Linked DNA regions of Homo sapiens: region 1 is linked to region 2. A link is a loop called in an ENCODE intact Hi-C map of the cell type or tissue named here. Cell type or tissue: A673. All regions are shown on one strand.

Region 1 (8,000 bases), 500 kb before region 2:
TCACATTGATTTCTGGTTGCAATAAATGGTTAACTTCCTCCACTGCTAGACTCTAAGTAAGATTTACAAATGCAGAATAGAATATCAGTCTTTTTCCTCCATGGTATCTCCATCCTGAGCATGTGTTTGTGAGATAAATGAATGCTTAAAATCAAGACCCTAGTTCACTTCAGATAGCAGACAGGGAGGTTGTTAGACATCAGTAAAGAGTTTATACTCTGAAAGAGAAGGAGGTTTTAATCTTAGTAATTTATTTGACTGCTAAATAGGGAAACCAAAGCTAAAATCCAGTTGAGTACATTAGGCTAACATGGTTGGTGTGCAAACACATGCTAGGGGCTCATCCAGCTGTGGGTTTATTTGTCCACCAGCCTAACTTCAGGCAGCACCCAAAGTTCAGACTCAAGTTGTGGGCAGTCTACTGCTTTGGTGGGGACGGTGGCTGTGGTGCCAGATGGGGCCACTTGGCTGAGGGAGGGCATCAGGGCTTTCAGTTCAGGAGAGCTGATGGATGTTGCTCTTCTCTGTTGTGTCACCAGAATTCTGTGCCTTGGGTTGGGCTTACTTGCATCTCTGTGTATCACTCTGCTGCTTCAAAACTCATCCCTTCTGTTGATGCTGACCTGAGGAAGCTTGGGAAATGTTTGCTGCATTGGGTGGGATTGATGAGCTGGCTTTAAAAAGAAGCACGAATGCTTTACCAGGACTCCAAAATCAACAACAACAGAATGTCTTTCTAGGATCACTCAAATGGACCCATTTATTCTTTGCATACTCCTCCAATTTTTGGATACACTTTTCAGTTTGGGAAAAAAGCACAGAATCCTGCATGTAAACTTTAAGACAACGGGATGTATCACAGTGTTTGTTTTCAGACAGTAGTATGCCTTTAGGATAGTCTGAAGAACTGGTTAAAATATAGATTCCTGAGTCCCACCACCAGAGAATCTTGCTCAGCCAGCTTGGAATGGAACCCAGGAAACTTCAGGTGATATAAGGCAAGGGGTGTATGCATCACACCTAGAATAATGGTCCCTGCTCCTGATGAACACACCAAGTACCCAAGAAGGGCACCAGAGTGTGAAACAAGCATGGTTAGGTGATGAGATGGCCTGGGTACAGTCACCTGTTAAAGTGCAGATTCTCATTCAGCAGGTCTGGGGAAGGAGGCTGATATTCTGCATTTCTAATGAGCTGTGAGAAGGCAGTTGTTGCTGGCCCCTGCCTCACACCTTGAGTAGCAAAGATGTAAAAGAGTCACCAACGTTAGGGCTGTGGAGTCAGATGGGCATAGGTTTGGATCCAACCTGTTTTCTCACTGTGTGACCAGCCTCTCCCAATCCAGGTTTACTTGTGTCTCAAGTGGGAAATGATGCAGAAATTAAATGTGACAATAATATACATAAAGCATTCAACATATTGATTAACATGCCATTAGTCTTCCATGAGTGCAAGCTGCCATTGCAATTTTAATAATAAATCCTGCTAATTCAATGTAAATTAGTCAAAGATGTTTGTTTTATCATCCTTGCCATTTTATTTTGCTAATTTTGTTTCTATGCAGATTGAGGCAATGTTTCTATATCTATCATATAACACATCTGGAAGATAAGAAAATGGAGTCATTTCCCTACCAAACACCCAGCCCATGCAGTGCTGTGACCATAGTCCTTAATAAGATGTTGTGACATTAATGAACATCAAGACATCTGAATGAGGGTTTATTTCCCCTGGCCCCAGATATTGGCCATTATGTTGACAGAGCTGGTGCACCCAGATCTGGGTTGATGTCATTTAAAACTGGGAGATTACTCTGAAAATTTCAGCCCAGGTAGGCTGTTTGACATAACAGGAACCAGCATCCCATTGGGTGAATTGTTTGGGTTTCAGCTACTTGATACACACATTCCAAGTGTACCTAGTGATGTAGTAGCCTGTTTTGTTCTGCCCTAGTTTGCTCGGATCATCTTTAAAGTTTATCTTGGAAAAAGCAAAGGCCCTGAGGGCAGGGTGATGTTTATCTGGTGGGCAGATAATGTGGCATAATAGGTAATCCCTGAGATTTTGGAGTCCTGTAGACCTGGGCTCAAATCCTAATTCTACGACTTAATACCTGTGTGACCTTGCCTAACCTCTCTGAGTCTCAGTTTTCTCATAGCTTCACCAGTGGGAATTCCTTTTCTAGCAGTCAATGGCCTTAATACCATGTGCCCTGTCACAGGTGAAGCTAGAGTCAAGTACATGTGGCCTTAATATCATGTGCCCTGTTCTAGGTGAAGCTAAAGTACTGGTCCCTGCAGGTCAACTGTGATGGTTTAAGCCATTATTCCATGTCATTGGTACATGTTTTGACTAACAATATAAATTCACATTAAAAACTTTATTTTAAATACAGCCTGCTAGTGTTTGAGTGTCCACTGGGCTGGACACTGGGGGTGACTGAGATGTATAAGCCGTGGTCCCAGCTGTGATGGGTACACCAAGTACCCAAGGAGGTGAGCACATGTATTCAAGCCCCAGAATGCAGAACAAATGGTGCTAAGTGGAGAGAGCAGACTTGGGCGCAATTCACATGGGTGATGTGACCTTCAGGCTGTGTTGGGTTAAAGGGGAAGGAGGCCAAGGGCTTCCCACAGCTGAAATCCAACTCTTGGTCTTGTCTCTTTGATCTTGTGTCTTAAACTTCTGACTGGGTTCTTCCTAGCCAAGCCCTGCTTTACTGTGCAACATATTGCAGGGTCTAAATGATGGCAATGCATCTATATATTAAATTACAGTGATCTGGAGCATTTTGTTGCACACAGGCATCAGCTAAAGGTTTAAATTCTCTCATTAGAATTTTTATACCCTGAGGTGTGCCACTAGGAAAATGGAACTCACTGTTTTTCTTCTCATCTGAGCAAAAGGGTGACTATTTTGTTTTGTAATGAGTGCATAGCATGGGCCATTGGCTGGAGTTGTGATAGCCTATAAATGATTTCCGGTGTGATTCAAGCCTCTTGAATCCTCCAGACCTGCCTGTCTGGGTGGACAGGGATGCTGTGTTAGACATGGCCAGGAGCCAGGGCTCTGGAGTTGGATGGGTCTGGATGAAGTGTCCTTCATCCAGCAGCTGTGTGGCTCTGAGCAAAGTACAAAATCTCTTAGTGTCTCAGTGACCCAGCTAGAAAGGATAATTGTGATTCTTAGAATTAAGTGAAATGGTGCACTTACATTAAAATGCTAGGCATGGAGCCTGACACACGGTAACAGCTCAAAATCTTGTTTTATGGTCTTAAAATTTGAAGAAACCTGGAAGAAGTCTAACTGTTACTCTTATGCAACCATTGTGAATTAGGGCTGAAACAATGCCAATTCAGCAATCAATTGAAGATGGCCCTGTATATTTCTTATGGCTTCTATAAGGACCAAATGAAATAGCATAGACCTATGTCTGGATTCTGGAAGGTCTTCAATAAATGTCAGTTTCTCATTCCTTCTCATCAAGAGCAGATATCGTCTCTATCTGGATTAACAGTCATTATTCTGGGCTCCTTCCCACCCTGACTCTTCATGCATTAACCTTGCAAAATGGGTTAAGAGGAGTCTGTGTTATCAAAGCTCCCTTGAATACACCTGTGAGCCATATTTGGAGATTAAATCAAATGTTATTAACTTTCCAATTACTTCCAGGTCAAAGGTGATGTTGCTGAAAATACGGCCAACATAGATTTCTAGTATAATTATTCCTTAATTCGATGTGCGTACCTGAAGTAACCTGGCCTGCTCTACTTAAATAATTCAGTTCAAGGGCTACCTGGTGTACAAGCTGTAGCATCTGACGTTAAAGCGTCTGCAGCCTATTCAAGAGCAGGTATGTAAAAAGCATGAAATAAACTTTAGTGGAATAATAGGCTGTGTGTCTCGGCCATTCAGTGTTTATAAATAGCAAGCACCTACTCTATGACTGATGAACTCCTATTCATCCTTCAGCCAGACCCAGATGTCAGCTCAGAAATCAGTTCTTGGAAGCTTTTGTGTACCACCCTTCTTATATCCCCGTCCACATGCTCATGGTGTAAGTCCCTACCATCTGCTCTCCTAGGATTCTGTAGTTTTCCTTCTTAGAGTTTATCTCTGTTTACTTGCTTACCATTCTATCTTCAGTGCCAAGCAGCTTGGCACACAGTAGGTGTTCAATACAGGCTGGTTAATCAGCTGGCTGCATTCGGTGGAATGGGTTGTGGCTTTCCTGTGGGTAATGGCACAAATTCCATGTGGGAAAGAAATTGCTAACAATAAAACCTAGACCGGAGGAGTCTGACCAATAGTGTTTTCACTACTTATGGCAAAGTCACGTTCCCACAGTTGATTCTCCAGACCAGGGTGCGACATATGGGATAGTGGTTTCTTTAGGATTTAAAAAGCATTGGTACAGGAAGACATTCTACCACCTCTGAGTTCCAAGTGCTGAAGAAATGGCAAAATTCAGTTGAAGAACAGACTTCTGTCCAGTAGAGGGAGCTCCCTCATTAAAAAGTCACACGTCCTTGCTGAAAAACTCTGGGTTAGGTTTTCATAAACTTCTCTTTCTTCTTAGAATCATAAAATCTCAGAAATAGGAAGGACCAGAAATCATCTCGTCTAACCACTCTCTCAGAGTGAGAATTCCCTCTAGAACCAAGGCTGTTAGCCTGCCTCTCCTCTTTTAGACCCTTCCCTTTCCTCACCAAGATGCCCCCTTCTCTCTTTTAGAAGTATTTATTAAACACCTACTGTGCGCCTGGCACTGAGGTTATAGAGACCAACACGACGAGCATGTACCCACCTCTTTTTCTACTTACAGCCTTGCTTGATTCCCTCCCCAGTCCGGGAAGCTCCTTACTCCTTGAGGTGGGATGTTCTGCTCACTCTCTCTCTGAGATGCTCTGACTGTTCTTTAAAAATTTTTTTTTGAGAGATGGGGTCTCACTATGTTGTTCAGGCTGGTCTTGAGCTCCTGGCCTCAAGTGAGCCTCCCACCTTGGCCTCCCAAAGTGCTGGGATTACAGCTGTGAGCCGCTGTGTTTGGCCTTCTGACTGTTCAAACGTTCCTTCCATGAAGCCAGAATCTATTCCCTAATACTGTCCATCCTTTGATTCCAGTTTTTGCTTCAGCATCGTAACTGGCACACAATGGGCTTAGAGCTATGTGAGCATTCTGCCCCCTGAGTTCCCTTCAGATATTTTTAAAACTAGCTTGGGCTCCCTTGAGTGGCTTCTTTCATTGCCATCACTATTTGATCCCGACCTTGGATTATGAACCTTCCTTTTGAGGCCTGAGGTGGGCTGCTTGAAGTCCTAGCAGCTAATATGCCTTACCACAGGCAGAATTTTACAAGTCAGCAAACCTGGACTTTAGCTTCCTTTGTAACACTTCTGAGTCCTCTTCCCTCTTCCAAAATTTCTATATTTAGGAGCTCAGAGTGGTTCTGTTACCATTTTGAGGTTGACCACACCCAAACCTCATCTAACGTGTCTGTTTACTACAGGTATATGGGAATTCAATGAAGAACACTTCCCTGGGAGAGTAGAAGTTTAAAAGGAAAGTGTAGGAGACAGCCATCTGAACCTAAGCAGTGCAGTGTATCAGGAAAAATGGTCTTGAATGGAAAGAACAAAACCAAACCGGAATAAAGAATCGCCACCCAAACAGGAGAGAAATCAACAAGAGGGCACCTGGCTAGGCCTGGCATGTGGCTGCTGCTCAGAAAATTTAAAAAATGAGTTTGAATGAATGAATGGATGAACATATTCCAAATTTCCTGATCCTGATGAATGACATTCTTAGGTTCTGAGAACGTATGAGTGGGCAAACTTATTTGATAGCCTCTGAGGAGGTGTGGAAAATGAAGGGAGTACTGTATGATGAGATGAGAAGTATGTTGTGATAAAAATATATATACAAGTATTTATAGATTATTATATATGTACATAGACCAATTGTACTAGATTTCAATGCAATATGAACCAAATTGACTAATGGAAAATATCTTAAGGATTATCAAATTTAGGGTGGTAAAGAGGCTTAAGCCAGTGTGCCAGTCCTGTTCTATTGATAGGGCTTCTCTATGGAGAAGAATTGTGACACTTCATTTTGGCTCAGTTGAAAATGATTGATTAGTGATGCCTGCCGTGGGTCTGGGAATGGGTCATGGCGATACACATGTCAGGGATTTGTTATCCCTGAGTGGTCCAGTGGTCTCTCTCTTCGTAGGGCAGAGGCTTACTCAAAGTCACACAGCAAATTTACAACAAGGTATCTGGGTGTCTTAACTCAATTCCAGTGCTCATTTCCACCACATTGCCCATTCTGACTCTTTGAGTGTGTCCTAGCTTAATATTCCTCTTATTGGGGGAGAAAGAAGCAGTGAGAGAGAATTTCCTCTGAGAGAAAGTGGCAATGACATGCTCATTAATGTAGTGATCATGTAGAGTCATCTTGACCCACTTGAAGGCCTGGGGGTCTACCCCTCTTACACCACGCTGACTGAGTGCCAGATAGGATAGAATGGTGGTCCAAACCCTGCAGAGGGAAGTAGAAGGTGGGTCAACAGACATTGGATGAGCTTAACTCACAGATCAGAAGTGACTGAGTCAGCCGGGTGCTAATGTGTTAGGGCTGGGAGGAGGGGGGTCAGGGGCAATCTTGAAACTAGGGAGAAGACTCCTTTTTTGTTTCTTTCTCACAAGAAGCCATAGCCCTGGGAGGAACTTTTCAAAGAAACTGCAGGAGTATAGAGACAGCACTGGGAATCTTCCCAGCCTTCATTTTCTTTCTGCCAGCATTCACTGAGTATCTGCTTTGTGTAGGGAGATCAGGTCATGCAGAAGTGGGGATGGTGCCTTCATTCTACCTTTCTAAGAGCACTGAGAATTTCAGGGATACCATGATCACTTGGTTTTCTTCAAACACTGTTTGTTTGTTTGTTGAGGGGAAATTTCTTCCCCCCAAAATTAAAGAAACTAAATGGGGGCTGGTGTTTGAGTTAAAACTAACCAGAGGCCTCCTTAGCATATATGGCCCAGCCTTTTTACGTTGGACAAGATACTTAATCTCTCTGTGCCTCAGTTTCCTCATCGGCAAAAATGTACCCACCTCCTAGGTTGCTGTGAGGATGAAATAAGTGGATTTATGCAAAGCATTTAGATGGATGCCTGGTACATCGTAAATGCTACATATGCATTGGCTATTTTTTAATTAAGTAAAAACTGTATATATTTATGGTATATGACACAAAGTTTTCATATATGTATACACTGTGGAATGACTAAATCAAGCTATTGATATTCATATGCATTACCTCACATACTTACCATTTGTGTGTGTGTGTGTGTGTGTGTGTGGGTGTGTGTGATGTGAACACTTAAAATCTATCCTCTTAGCGTTTATTAGCCCTGCAAACTTGGGTTAACACTGTAATTTTTTTTTTTGCCTCCTTGTTTTCATACTTTTTAAGATAACTTATACCATGGGTTTCCCCATGGAGAGAAGGAGAAATAGGTATATAGGAAAGAAAAAGACATCTCCTTTTTCTGAAGCTAAAGATTTAAAACATTTGAGATGAACCTTCTAAATCAAGAATCATAATCTTCAATGACTTGACAGTGCAGCCACAGATTGAAGTAAGTACTTTGCAGAATAGAATCAATGGAAGAACCTTAGAATTCTAAGGTTCTCAAAACTTGGTTGGAATGACCTGGTGCATATTTTGAAGCACCAATTGTGCTGTTATAGAATTCTCTCCTGGGGAGATAATGAACTGATAAGATTTTTTTTTCTGGCTACCACACTCATGGGTTATCAGGAAAGCCCAGGTACCAGAGAGGAACACAGTCATATCTGCAGTAGGCACCGCTCCTGGGTCAATAGCTTCGTATTGTATAGGAGATTGGCACATTGCCAGTTGATTCTCAAGGTGTTGAGATGGCCTTAGTTGATGAAATATTGATCTCAGGCTGTTGGTTTCAATGGAATTCAG
Region 2 (8,000 bases):
GTCTTTTTTCTTTCTTTCTTTCTTTCTTTCTTTCTTTCTTTCTTTCTTTCTTTCTTTCTTTCTTTCTTTCTTTCTTTCTTTCTTTCTTTCTTTCTTTTCGAGACGAATTTTTGCTCTGTCGCCCACGCTGGAGTGCAGTGGCGCAATCTCGGCTCACTGCAACCTCTGTCTCCTGGTTCAAGAGATTGTCCCGCCTCAGCCTCCCGAGTAGCTGGGATTACAGGCACATGCCAATGCATCTGGCTAATTTTTTGTATTTTTAGTAGAGACGGAGTTTCACCATGTTGGCCAGGCTGGTCTTGAACTCCTGACCTCAGGTGATCTGCCCTCCTTGGCCTTCCAAAGTGCTGGGTACTTCTAAAGCACCCTAGGTGCTTTCACTACACAGCCAAGACTGAAGACCCTTGCCTAGTTTTTGTTAACCTTGAACTGTCCTCCTCCCCTTTCATGGAATCACATTGACATTTATCTTGCTAATTATCTTGTAGAAGGACCCATAATGTGTATTTGTTTGATCATATGCCTCGTTTTTGTACCCTATTGGGAATTACGTATCTCTTCTAGTGCCTTTCCGAAATAGATCTGGGCTTGAATATGCCTTGCAAGTAAAATAGATCATCTTCCCTCCATCTCTTTGTATATTTTTTTCCAACCAAGTGCGTCTCCTCTCTGCCACCTATTTGTTCCATCTTGCTAGGTCAGATTATTACCACTTTAGCTTTCAATTCTGTGTTTCATTTCCAAGTTGGTTTTTTTGTGGAACATGTCTTGCGAATTTTGCCCTTTCTAGGTTTTATCAGGTATCTCCTGATAGTGTACACTCGTCTGTTTCACTTACCTTATTCTTCTATTCCAAGCTGTGTTTTATTAGAGGATTTGTTTTCAATATCATCTGGCCATCCTGTGTATAAAGTGGAGTCTTTGTTCTCACAGGTTTTTGTATTTTCCTTTTTTTCTCCAGCTGGTCGGTACAGATTCGCTGAGATGCCCACTCTCAAAACTGTTTCTGGAGCATCTGTCCTGACAGTCACACTGAATTTCTTTTTGTTCAGGTTTGCAGGACAAAGCTGTTTAGAGTTAATATGTTTCTACATTCTCACAGGTCTCAGCAGTTGACCCACTTTTTTCCAACCTAAGTTGGAACAACTCTGCAATATTATATGATGCATGCCACCTGCCTATGAAAGTAAATCAAAGCATCATTCTATCATTTCATATCCACTATAATAAAGGTGGTTGAATGTAATGAAAAGGGAAATCAGAGCCTTTGATGCCTCATGTGCTGACAGAGTGAGTAAGCCAAAAAAAGTGAGTTTTTTTATTCTTTCATAGTAATAATCAGCAGCATTAAAGGATAATTTTCACACACCAAGATGTAAAATCATGAGTCTCTTACAGATATAAAATGAACACGTGTTAAAGATTTTACTTAACTCATTAGTAATGAGGAAATCAGAAAGATACTATAACAGGTTCACAGGAGAAGTCTAAGAAGCACAAAAGGATATAGTGTACAGGAGGTTGAAATGAATGTGCAAATGGATGCCAGACTGTTTCTTCCCCCAGTGGGAAAAGGGTTGAAGTTAACTGAACCCTCTAACAGATGTAATTTATTTGTAAATCTATAGACAAATTTCTTTGGGATTATTTTTAGTTATTTATAACTTAGAGTTGTAACAGAGCTCTATGGAAATGAAAGGCTAGAAGCAGATAATTTAGAAAAGTATGCTCTAAACATTGTTTGGTAGTCCATGGCAGATAACCCAGTAATTGTTTTTATATTTTCAAATGTCTTCCCAGTGACGGCATTTGTAAGAAACTTGATGGCTTTCGAAGCAGTTTGAAATAGATGCTTTTGACCACTGCTTCAACCTAATCAGATACTTTAGTGGCATCTCCTTATAAGTTACCTCAGGGAGGTGAGTGATGAGCACAGCTACCATGGTGCCAGGCACAGGATCGGTGCTCAGAAATTCGTAGTTGTCGTTATAATAGAGACAGTGTTGAGTAGGGGTTAAGAGTGAGGACTTTAAAATCATTTTGTAGATTGTACCTTATTCCTCTCATGTGTACAATGGTGACAATAATAATACCAATCTCTTAGAGTTGTTAAAAGCAGTACGTGAGTTAATTTGCATGAAGTACAGAGAATACTGTGTACACTGTGGCCCTGAAGCCATGTGAAGAGCGTGGGGAGCCTTAGCAGAGTTGGCGCCAGGGCTAGAGAAGCACGGAGGGTGAGTCCTGGGTTGCATGAGTCCCTACCACATCTACCCATCAAGCTGGAGGTCAGTGGATGTCATTGTGATGGAATGAAAGCCTGCTTTTTTCCTGACTTGTAGAACTCTGTTGCCTGTTTAATCAGAGTTTTGGGACCAGGGAACAGATATATTTTCTTTTTCCAGGAGAGGGTGCGATTGTGCATGGACAATGGCAGAATACGTTTGTAGGGTAGGAAAGGTTTGATTGATGCCTTCTCTCACCTACCGTAAGAGTCATGGCCAGCACTCCTATAACAGAAAACAGGTTAACGTGAGAAAAGCGTAACAAATTTATGTAACCAAAGTTTTTACATGGCATGTCTTAAAAACCCCAAGACTCAGTGAAAACCATCTATTTTTATGCTTAAGTTCAGTGTATAAAGGACACCCAGGTAGAAATGTGATTAGACAAAAATGGAATGTTCTAGTGGTAATAGACTGAAAGGACCCAGCAAGCCCATCTGTTCAGATTCATCTTGACCTCTCTGCACAGTATTCCTCACCCTCCAGCATGGAGCACAGCCCCTCTGGGAATGAGGTCTTAGGATCTACTGTCAGACAAGGTGGGTCAGAGAATTTCTTTATGGTCAGCTCCTACACAGAAAGATAGGGGTAGGTTAGAGTATAATTTCTAGTTTCTATGACTCACCATGGGGAAGAGAAATTCCAGTATCTATGACCTACCTTAGTAGAGAAAGGAGAGCAGGAGAAGGTCACAAAGAGACTGCTCTGAGGCCCTTTCAATCTTTCAATCTTTGAGGCCCTTTCAGTCTTTGAATTCAACATATTCCGCACAAACAGGAGATCCTGGGTTTGAAGAAAAGGAAACAAAGGATGCCAAAGGATGCCAAACTGCCATACTCTGGAGTATCATTTTCGAAGCCCCAGCATCTCACGGTATCAGTGCTGAGCCTTAAACTCAGTGTGTGTTTGATTCCAAAGCCTGTGTGTGTCTCCCAATCATATCCTAGCAACTCATTTGTTTTTTTTCCTTCAGGCTCCCTTTTACTTTTGAGCATTCAGATTTTTAGCATTTTATCCTAATTCTTTGTTCCTTTATCCACACATCCATCCATAATTTCAACCAAAATATTTTGTGGTTAGCTTGCTGTGTGCCAGGCGCTGAGCCTGTAATGGTGCCTGTGAGCGGACAGGGACCCGACCCTGATGAACCTTCTAGCCGAGGGAATGAGAGACAAAGTAAGTAAACAGATGGATGAAAGGGTCACAGACTGTACTTAGTGTGATGAAGGAAGGAAACAAGAGGTTGAGATAGGGAAGGAGTGGTGAAGGAACACTTAAGAGTAGCCAGTAAAGGTATCTTTGAGGAGGTAAAAGCTGAAATGAGACTTAAAGGATGTGAAGTGATGTCCATGGAGGCCTGGAAAATAGTTACATAGGCCAAGGGAATAGCAAGTGCTAAGGCCCTGAGGCAGGAACCAGCTTGGCACCTTTGAGGAGCAGGAAAGTGGCCAGTGTGGCCTGGGAGTTGGAGTCAGGCAAGAGAGACAGGGTTGGAGATTTAGATAGGCGTCAGATCTTGCCGTGCCATGGAGGAAAATTTGAATTTGAACTTATGTTAACACATGACATCTATTGTAAGACCAACAACATGTCATGATAAGAATTTATTATGCCTACTATATGCCTATCATGCAACCAGATACTTCTCACAAATCATGTCATTTTCTCCCCCAACTTTGAGAGGTAGAGATTTTGAGTTGTCTTACAGCATCTGTTTACTCTTACATTTATAGAGCAGGTTCCCTTTTCTTGAGGCAAAATGCTAGACCCTAGAAAGATGATCCCTATTCTTAGGGAGCACACAGTTTAATAAAAACATCTGGTAACCAAGGGTCATGCTAGTAGCTCTATGCCCTGGCTTCAGCTTTTAGCCACTCTGGGCTTCTCTTTACTCCAGTGGGGAAGTAATAATTTCCCCATTGCAGGTGATGGTGAAGATGAGAAGAGTCAACAGGCAACAAGTGCCTAGGCCAGGTAGAGGCTCACTCACTGGGGGATATTAGGAAAATCTTGATGGTGCTCTGATTGAAGCCTGCTCACAGTGCACATGGCCAGTGAGAGATGGCAAGATCCTCTGGGAAAGAAGAGACAGGAAAGGAAAGGCTTGGAAGAGGAGAGGGAACTGAATCTTGAAAGAACAGTGGCCATTCCCGAGGCAGACAAGGAGGAGGATGACAAAAATTCTATTTCTATCAAGCCTAATGCGAGATAGTCCTTATCATGAAAATTAAGTGTGAGGAACAAATGCACCTGTGATTTTGGTAAAAAGGGGCTACACATCGTAATTTAATGTCTAAAATTTGGACACTACTTTGTAAAAGTACTACTTACCCGTCACTGTTCTGCATGTAGTTTTAACCAAGATGAGAATCATGTAATAAATATAAGCTGATTCAAAGGCTTTGTTTCCCAAAATGTAGCACTATCTTTTCTTTCAGTAAAATAAATAAAGCATATGTCAACTTGCCCTCTAGTGACAATATTTTGTATTTCACTCAGGTTCAGAAAATAAGCTGCACATTAGCTCCTCCAACAATGTGATTTTCTTTTTAAAAGACAGAGGCTCATCCTGTATAGATAATACTCTATAATAAAGAAGTAGAAAACAGTAACCTCTGGGAAGTATCTTTGTGGTAGCCTATTGTGGTCACTTCTAGGCTGCTTACTCATGAAACTTTGGGCAAATTACTGAGCAAGTAACTTTGAGCAAGTTACTCAGGGATATGGTCTCCTCACCTCTGAAACGAGTTAGCCAGAATGCTGTGTATTTACTTCTCTTTTTTCTCTTTTATGCCTGCTAGAATGCAAGAATGCAAGCTTTGTGAGCACAGATCACAGGGATTTTGTTTTCTACTGATCCCCTAGTGCACAGAACAGGCTGGGCTTGTAGCTGGCACACAATGCATGTGATGTAAGAAAAATGAACAATGACAAGTATGAATATTGAAAATCATGAGTTATGGAAATTGCTGGAGTGTGGTCAAGCAGTTAGTGGATGCTTTACTAAATGATGACGTCCTGTCTTCCCTGGCTCTTGTCACTTGTGTTTTTTCAATTTTATATCAGTTAGATTTATTTCCCTTTGGGCCGTTTGTTTTGTTTTGCTGTTTTTTGTGGTTGTTTTTGTTGTTGTTTTGTTAAACTATCGTGAGCCGAAATTTGAAAGAGACACAGAAGAGGGAGTCAAGGATGAGGCTGGGTTTTTTTTTTTTTAGGTTTGAAAAACAGTTTGCTGACCTTTCCTTCTAGTTGATGACATTTCAAATTTAACCCATTCCACTAGACTATTTTTCTTCATGATGTGCTTTTGTACTAAATTATACACACATGCTAGATTCCGGAAATCTACTAAATCTGTCTCATGGCTGTTTACTGGTCAGTGTCCCTTAATTCGGCAACACCCTGGGTTTTTAGGAAGGATAATCACTTTTTTTTTTTTTTCTTTTTAGTCACTCCGTTCATAAGTGTTTTGTTCCTTTCACCACAGGTTTATTACTCACTTCTACTTTGAAAAGCAGGACCTGGGAGGCTGTAGAGATGAAAGAAATGCAATAACACTTTTGCTTGCTAATGGATGAACATGTTGCTACTTAGAGTTGAAAAGGCATCATTTTCAAGTGCTTTTTAGGGATGTTCATGCTATGGTGTAAAGGGGAGTGAAGAGAGGAAGAGAGCAGCTCTTCACGTGTTTTTTACAGGTCTTAAGTGTCCAAATCCTTCCTTACACAGTAACACCCCTGGAGAGAAGAGAATGTGTCTCTTAAGTTTCTACCCAACATCTAAAAACCCTTAGAGTTCTATCAATTTGGAAATGATGGTGAAAAGATATACTTTGAGAAGTAGTGGTGAAGAATGGATATTGATTTATCCTTTTGATCCATGACGGTCTCCAGCTCCGAAACAAGTAATGATTCCCAGTGGGTACAAGATGAAGTCCAAACTTCTTAACCTTGAATTTAGAGGCTTTTGTGAACAAGCACCAAATCTTTTTGACCCCCTCTTCTAAAACTCCCTCAATGATGTTCTGCTCAAATTATTCTCCCTCACTGACCTCTAGCTAGGCTCTGTGTTTTAGAATTTTAATTACATTTATTGGTCAGGGACGGATCATTTTAATTGTTGGAAAAGAAATCTAAAAAGTACAAAACAGAAGATGACATTCATAATTCTGCTATTTGGAATTAATCTTTGTTGGTAGTTAGCCAATCACTTCCTGTTTTTTAAAATACATAAGTCTATGTATAATTTCTACGGTTATAGTTTTTTTAATTACAAAAATGATATAGAAGATAGATAATCCAAAAGAGAAGACTATGAAAGATAAACTAAAGTTTTGTTTAATTACTGTTTCCAATCCTGATTCCCTCTCACGTTCCCCTGAAACAGCCCCTGTATTAGTATTGTTGTATATTTTTCCAGTTCATGTTTAGAGTACATAATTGATGACATTATTCTGTGTTTATTTTGGCTCACATAGATCGTGTCATAATGTGTGTATCTTTCCATAATTTGCTTTTTTTACTCCAAATCTGTTTAAATGTCTAGAACCAGCTTGCGCAACCCATAACCCATGGGCTGCGTGCAGCCCAGGATGGCTTTGAATGCAGCCCAACACAAATTTGTAAACTTTCTTAAAACATTGAGATTTTATGTGACGTTTTTCTTTATTTAGCTCATCAGCTATTGTTAGTGTTAGTGTATTTTCTGTGTGGTCCAAGACAATTCTTCTTCCAGTGTGGCCCAGAGAAGCCAAAAGATTGGACACTCCTTCTCTATAATTATTACTGACCATTGTAAGTTCTGTTTATCCATTTGCCTACTGACAGGTATTTGGGCTGTTTCCACATTTTTGCAAAGCTGCAGAAAAAATGAATGTGATGATTTTTATGCAGATGTGCAAATACTTCTACAGTATGCATTGAAGTGGTATTGCAGGGTCACGGTGTCTGCACATCTCAGTGTTCATGGATGTCGCTAAATTTTCCTGTCACTTTGCTAGCTTACATGCCCATATAGAGTGGGCTGAGGGAGAGACTTCTCAGGCTGTTCCTTCTTTATTCCCTCACATTTCCCCAGCCTAGAATTTCCTTCATTCTTCTCTCTTGTGGAAACTGTCTGTTTTGCAAGATTCAATAGAGATAACATTTGTTGTATATTCCTCTCACTTGACATTAACTCTAGATTTTGACTATTTTTATTTTACTTGTTTATGTCTCTGTCCAGGTGAGTAACTAAGCTTAGAAAGCACACAGGCTGCATGTTCCTTTGTATTCCATAGTGCCTAGCCTAGTCTCTTACCCATGGTGAGTGCCAAGTATAGCAAAGTCTGGTGTTGCTTGAAATTCAGGTTTATAGCCAGTTGAAATGTGAACATCCAATATAGTGAAAATTATTCTCAATTTTAAAAAATGCCTGTAATATTTTGTATCTAAATTAGCCACTTGGCACTTTTTTCCTGCAGCATTGCATTTAGTCAATGCAGTTAATTAACGCATAAAGGTGATAGACCTTATGTATGATAAATATGTCCTGTAATTTTTAAACACATTTCACATATATTCCTAATACACCTATTAGGAGAGGCATGCAGGAAATGTAACTGATAGCACATACAGCAGACAAACACCCATCTTGTCCTCCTGTAGAGATACTTACGCTTGCTGACTGGAGGAGAAGGAATCACTTGAACTATCTAAATTGCAAAGTCCCATTTTT

The links. A loop is a pair of places that touch in the nucleus more often than their neighbours do. Peaks named below come from ENCODE experiments on the same cell type or tissue, not always from the same donor. Only the 100,000 strongest peaks of a DNase experiment are listed, where the experiment ranks them.
Region 1: it touches region 2 in a loop (11-fold over the local background); 8 of 110 quality-filtered maps call a loop at or near these places.

The regions. Positions count from the first base shown.
Region 1 is chr3:8,298,676-8,306,675 of GRCh38, reverse strand. The region is part of intron 3 of LMCD1-AS1 (LMCD1 antisense RNA 1); the gene reads left to right. Among named protein-coding and RNA genes, the nearest start is that of LMCD1-AS1, 200 kb to the left of the region's middle. In A673, a CTCF peak has its summit at 4,488 (motif pointing right); a DNase peak (open chromatin) is centred at 4,505; H3K27ac peaks cover 6,447 bases.
Region 2 is chr3:7,797,336-7,805,335 of GRCh38, reverse strand. No RefSeq gene overlaps it. Among named protein-coding and RNA genes, the nearest start is that of GRM7-AS1, 270 kb to the right of the region's middle. In A673, a CTCF peak has its summit at 4,774 (motif pointing left); a DNase peak (open chromatin) is centred at 4,775.